Linked DNA regions of Homo sapiens: region 1 is linked to region 2. A link is a contact called in ENCODE Hi-C or POLR2A ChIA-PET data. All regions are on one chromosome and are shown on one strand. The core of a region is the stretch at or near the end of the contact, and the rest is flanking DNA. Distances in the headings are between cores, read along the strand shown.

Region 1 (2,700 bases), core at 95-2,594, 150 kb before region 2:
GGGACGGAACTGGACCGCATCTCATAAAAGGGCAGGGCTCAGGCTAGAGGGGGCCATTCAGAATGGGAGGGAGGCCTGCGAGAAGAACCAGGCCGGAGGCGAGGCGGGGGTGGGGCCAGCCAGAATTCCGGGCGGATCCAGGTCGGGGGCGGGCCAAGCCAGAATTCCAGGCGGGGCCTCACACATCGAAGCGCAGATTTTGCTTTTCCTCAAAGAAATAGTCGAGGACGAATTTGCGCACGAAGTCTGGGTTCAGCGTGTTATCAATCACCTCGGTCCGTCCGAACTGGGTAGGGGGGTGGAGGGTCAGCGTGGGACGTGCAGACGGGCAGGGGAATTCCCGGGCGACGCCCTGGGCCGGGAGGGGGCTCTGGGACTCACCTCCCGCCACTCCTGGCTGGCCCGGCTCTGCGTGTAAAGCACCACCACTGCAGGTGGGGGCGGGGAGGGAAGGACGTCAGGTCGGCTCCCACCCCTGGCCCCGACTCCACCCGCCCCTGAGTCGCGCCCAGACCCCAAGTTCCCCCTCCCGGTCCTGGAGCCGCCTACTGGGGTCGGACTTGGAGAAGGTATCAAGGTCTAGCAGGTTCCTAGAGAAAAGCAACAGACAGACAGAGTGGATCATCCTGGAGTCCGCCCGCCTCGAGTCGGCTCTGAGCCGGGCACTGAGGAGAGGCATGGGGCCCGCATCGAACCTCTGTCCCCCATGGCTACCCCCAGCCGGGGTCCGCTCTGTCAGCACTCTGGACAGCACCGGAAATCGCTGTCCAGGAACCATGGCTCTGCGGACTGGACGCGAACGCACCCACACTGTCTCCAAGGGCCCAGGAAAGAGGGCTCGCCCCAGAACTTTGTCCTCCTGGGGCCGAGCTCCTACCGGATATCTGCGACCCACCCCCTGAACCCGCAGGCTGAGCCCTTTTTTCGGGGTGGGGCTGCCCAAGACCCCCCGCTTCTCGATCCCACCAGCTACTCGCCCTGTCATCAGCTGTGATTTTCCAGCCAATTTCGCCTCTCCCCGGGGGTCTAGCCCCTGCCCAGGCTGAGCCCCGCGGCTGGCTGGGGCTGGGGCAGTGCCAGTGCCTAAGCCCTCCCCAGCGCGGCCCGCTCACCGGCAGGACACGGTAATTTCAATCTTGGTGGCCGGGACGCTGCGCTCGGAGGCTCCGCCGAGAGACATGGCTGGTCGGGCGACCAGAGCCGCAGGAGGCTGCGAGACCAGGGCTGCTGGGGCTAGGGGCGACGGCAGCGGCGGGGCCGGCCCATGTGCCGCGGTGTCGGCGGCGGCGGCGGCTGCACTCGCTCCAGCCCTGCGTGCGCTCCAGCCGCTCGCGCCCTGACAGTGGCCGCCGGCGGCAGCGGCTCCAGATGGCAGCACAGCCCCGCCCGGCCCTGCGGGCGGCCCCCGCCCCATTGGAGCAGCCTGGAGCCAGCGGGGAACCTCACCCCGACTCCCAACTCCAACCCACACCTTGGTAGAGTCTGCCCTGCGCAAGTCTCTGGGGTGGAAACCCAAGCCCCCTAGAGTTGTCCATGATGCTGAAACATTTGGGGCACCTGGTGGGCACTGGAATTGTTGCCTCTTACTGAGCCACTCCCTTAGTGTTTCTGTCTTTTCCCACTCCCAGCCTGCCTAGGTCTCTGAATAGGAAAAGTACATCTCTTAGTAGCTGTGTGACCTTGGACAAGTTACTCAACATCTCTGTGGCTCAACCGTGAAAGGCCGTCAGAAAGGCCTTTAACAGCAGCTACTTTAGGTGCTGTAAAATTTTACTGAGATAACCCAAGGAAAACACTTAGCACACAGCAAGTGCTCAGTAAACATTCACTGGTATTTATGATTTGTCCTCTGGGTATTCACAATGATGACAGTAAATGGTGGCTGTTGAGCACCGTGCAAAGCTGTCTGCCCATGCCTTTAACCCTCACGACTTTCATGGCGTTACAGATGCGGACACACTCTCATGACGCAATCTACTGTAGGTTACACTGTAGAAGAGGGTGGTGGTCAGCCAGGCTCTCACCCACCACACATGCACACCAATTGCTATCTCCAAAGCTTCAGAAGCCAGTCCTTCCTCCATAGGCAGGGCTCAAGGTAGGGGATGCAGGTCACCCGTACCAGGACCCTGCTGCCTACAGAACTTGTTAAAGATGAAGATCCTGGTCAGGTACGGTGGCTCATGCCTGTAATCCCAGCACTTTAGGAGGCCAAGGCAGGCAGATCACTTGAGCTCAGGAGTTTGAGACTGGCCTGGCCAACATGGTGAAACCCCATCTCTACTAAATACAAAAATTAGCTGGGGATGGTGGCACGTTCACGTAGCTACTCAGGAGACTGAGGCAGGAGGATCGCTTGAACCCAGGAGGCAGGGGTTGCAGTGAGCCAAGATTGTGCCATTGCACTCCAGCTTGGGTAACAGTGAGACTCCATCTCAAAAAATCTGAAAAAAATGAAGATCCTCCAGCTCCTAATTCCCAGGCAACTTCCTTAGCAACCCTAAGGCTAAAGCTCAGGCAGCCCTGGGAATGTGCACAGCTCATCAGGCTCTCTAGGTGACTAGGACCTGCTTAGGCCCGAGAACCACTACTCTCAACAGTCTTGAGTGTTGTCCCCACTGCAGGGACTACCATGGCTCATGAGTGGAGAGGTATACCTGTCGCCAGTTCTCTTCCTGTTTCACCTGCCCTCCACATAAA
Region 2 (3,111 bases), core at 255-2,754:
TTGAGCACCTCATGTTCAAGCGCTGAATGAGACTAATTCACGTGGTTCCCAGGTCTCCAAATTGTGGGATTTTATGGATCCATAACTTTAATAAAATTTGGGATTGAAATAGGCTATCTACTTTTTATTTTGGCAAATAAAGACATTTAAAAAACCTCCCGTTAACTATCACCACTATTTCTTAAAAGAAGTGAATTTTTTTTTTGCAAGAAGCAAGTAGGAAATACATAATCTCAAAACAAAAAGAGCAGTCCGACTTCCCCACTGGAAAAAAGACAGTTGGCAATCTTACATGATTTTTTTTTTTTTTTTTTTTTGCAGATAAAATTGCATTTCTTGTTGAAATTTCTTTTAGAGACGAGGTCTGTCTCTGTAGCGCAGGCTGGAGTGCAGTGGCACGATCATAGCCCACAGCAGCCTTGAACTCCTGGCCTCAAATGGTCCCCCCACCTTACCCTCCCTAGTAGCTGGGATGACAGGCACAAGACACTGTGCCCAGCTCCAGATACACATTTTGAGATTGACCCGTGTATGGGGTCCAGTATTTGAGACCTGCTAACATGGATTGCTTTTTGCCACCCCACCCCACTTACATGCCTGTGAAGTGTGACTTAAGCTGCCCACTTTACAGATGAGGAAACAGAGGTTTAGACAGAGTGGTAGTGCAAGGTCACAGAGACAGTTTTAGACTCAGTTTGTCTGGGTTCAAACCCACATCATCTTGACAGATCCTAAGCCAAAGGCTATTTTCCAGCAGGGAAAGAAATGAACCACGCCGGCTCCCCCTTGGGGTGCGCCTGGGGTGTTCTGTGACCTAACCCTGTGCCTGGCCTTTGATGCTTTTTCCTTAACACATCTTTATGGTGTGCCTACTTCATGCCAGGCGCTGAGCTGGGGGCAGGGGAGAGTGTAGGGAGGGAAACCAAAAATGTCCCAGCCCCTTTCTCTCCTGTCCCCTAGTACTCACTCCGGGTCTGGTTCCCCAGGCCTCGCTCCTTGCCCTGGCAGCCAACGAATCCCCATCGCAGGCGTGGGCTGCTACCAGTTTAAGGGGTTCCCTCTCCCAGGGGTGTTGGCAGTTTCCTAGGAGACTCTGGGAACCTTCAACGCCTCCAAGACCCAAAGGACTGAAAGCGTAATGGTGCAACTTCAGGCACTGTGATAGGTTCCAGGGGAGGTAATTGGGAGTAAGAGATCCGTTCAAATCCTGTCAAATAATACCCCCTCCAGCTCCTTCCCCACTCCCATAGGCTTTGTGGGGCCTCACAGCCCCTTAGCTCAGGCTGGAAGAAGGGAGTCCCCTACATCGGGGGCCCTACTGTGGAGGTGTGCTTGCTGCCCCGGCTGGGGGACCCCAGGTATCGTGGCCACCCTTCCCCCCAACTGCCAGAACCAGGAGCACCCTTCCCCGGTTCCGCCCCGCCCCGTCCCGCACGCCCGCTCGGGAGCGCGCCTCCGCCGGGCCGCGCCGGTGCACGAGAGCGCGCGCCTCGGCGCGGGAGCGCGCCCCGGGGAGAACCCGAGCAAGATGGAGGCCGCGCAGAGGCCGCCGCCTGGGCCGAGGCAGCCGCTGCTGGGAGCGCCGAGCCGCGGCGCCTAGGCCGTGCCAGTCCCGGATCCGCTGCCTCCGGCCGTGCCCAGGTTGGTCTCCCCGCACCCTTTCCCCGCGGCCGCAGCCTCGCGCGCGTCCGGCCTGGGCGCGGGGCAGCCGCCCCCCCAACCCCGGCCCTACTCGGGCCCGGCCGCTCCCCAGCCCCCCGGGGACAGCCCCTGCCCACCGCCTGCTCCTCGCGGGCCCCGCTGCTCACCGGCCCCGGTCTTTCGTTCCTTTGGCCTGGAAACCCCCTCTCTCCAACCCTGGCCCGCCAATCCTAGGCTCCCTCCAGCCTACCTCCAGCCCTGGCTTCTGAGGACAGCCCCCCCTTCCTCGCCCCGTGTCCAGCAGTCCCAGCCCCCGATCCCGCTCTAGCTGTATCCTAATTCTGCCACTTTGCCCTCTTAGACCCTCATACCAGCCCCCATTCCCCGTCCCAGCCCCCATATTACCTTCCCAACCACCCAGTCCCAGCCTCTTAAATTCCCTCTTCCCCCATCCTAGAAGCGCCCACCACCGCCTCATAGTCCCTTGCTAGACACCCAATACCAGACCTCCTTCTACCCCTTAATACCAGTCCCCAAATTCCCTTCTGAGCTCCCTAAATTCAGCCCCTCTGCTAGTCCTCCAACACCAGTCTCCAGCCTCCATTCCACCTCCCCTTGTCCCCTCCTACTCCCGTAATACCAGCTCTCAAACCCCCTCCCCAACTCCCCCATGGCCACTTTCAAGCACCTCCCCCCGCACTTCCAGGTCTCATATCCCCATCCTAGGCGCCCCCCAACTTTCTCATGGCCCCCTCCTAGGCCCCCCAGTAGGAGACCTTTGCCAGTCCCCCTAGACACGGCCTCAACACTCTCATGACCCCTTCCTCTCTCCCTTAGCAGCTCCCAGACGCCCCCAGCTCTGCCCCAGGCCCCGCCCTCGCGGGTTCCTTGACTCAGGGCCGCTTCTCGCGTGCGTCCCCAGCTCCCGCCCGGCAGCCCGGCGCTCCGTCCCGGGCCGGCGGCCCCCGCCAGCCGCCGCCGCCGCCGGCCCCGCCTCCGGGCACCATGCTGCCCTCGCAGGAGGCCTCCAAGCTCTACCACGAGCACTACATGCGGAACTCGCGGGCCATCGGCGTGCTGTGGGCCATCTTCACCATCTGCTTCGCCATCATCAACGTGGTGGTCTTCATCCAGCCCTACTGGGTGGGCGACAGCGTGAGCACCCCCAAGCCTGGCTACTTCGGCCTCTTCCACTACTGCGTGGGCAGCGGGCTGGCGGGCCGCGAGCTCACCTGCCGGGGCTCCTTCACCGACTTCAGCACCATCCCGTCCAGCGCCTTCAAGGCGGCCGCCTTCTTCGTGCTGCTCTCCATGGTGCTGATCCTCGGCTGCATCACCTGCTTTTCGCTTTTCTTCTTCTGCAACACGGCTACGGTCTACAAGATCTGCGCCTGGATGCAGCTCTTGGCAGGTAGGGGAGGGGGTGGACGGAACTCCCAGAACAAGCGCCAGGGACGGGGCTCCTTCCTG

The links. A loop is a pair of places that touch in the nucleus more often than their neighbours do. ChIA-PET counts read pairs that join two places held with the same protein, here RNA polymerase II (POLR2A). Pooled maps may share reads with other maps.
Region 1: a loop to region 2 is called in a map of chondrocyte, with 3 times the contacts of the local background. The contact joins the promoter of CPNE9 here to the promoter of LHFPL4 in region 2. A Hi-C loop is called at or near these places in 1 of 168 maps with a recorded cell type or tissue (chondrocyte) and 1 of 50 pooled maps. POLR2A ChIA-PET finds 5 or more read pairs at or near these places in 4 of 52 experiments (H1, HEK293, T-cell and 1 more).

Annotation. Positions count from the first base shown.
Region 1 is chr3:9,702,477-9,705,176 of GRCh38, reverse strand. It overlaps CPNE9 (copine family member 9), which reads right to left and starts at 1,344. Exons shown (of 21, transcript NM_153635.3): 1 at 1,113-1,344; 2 at 550-590; 3 at 382-428; 4 at 183-286. The coding sequence starts at 1,180. RefSeq lists an enhancer at 795-1,705.
Region 2 is chr3:9,552,215-9,555,325 of GRCh38, reverse strand. It overlaps LHFPL4 (LHFPL tetraspan subfamily member 4), which reads left to right and starts at 1,504. Exons shown (of 4, transcript NM_198560.3): 1 at 1,504-1,641; 2 at 2,479-3,052. The coding sequence starts at 2,647.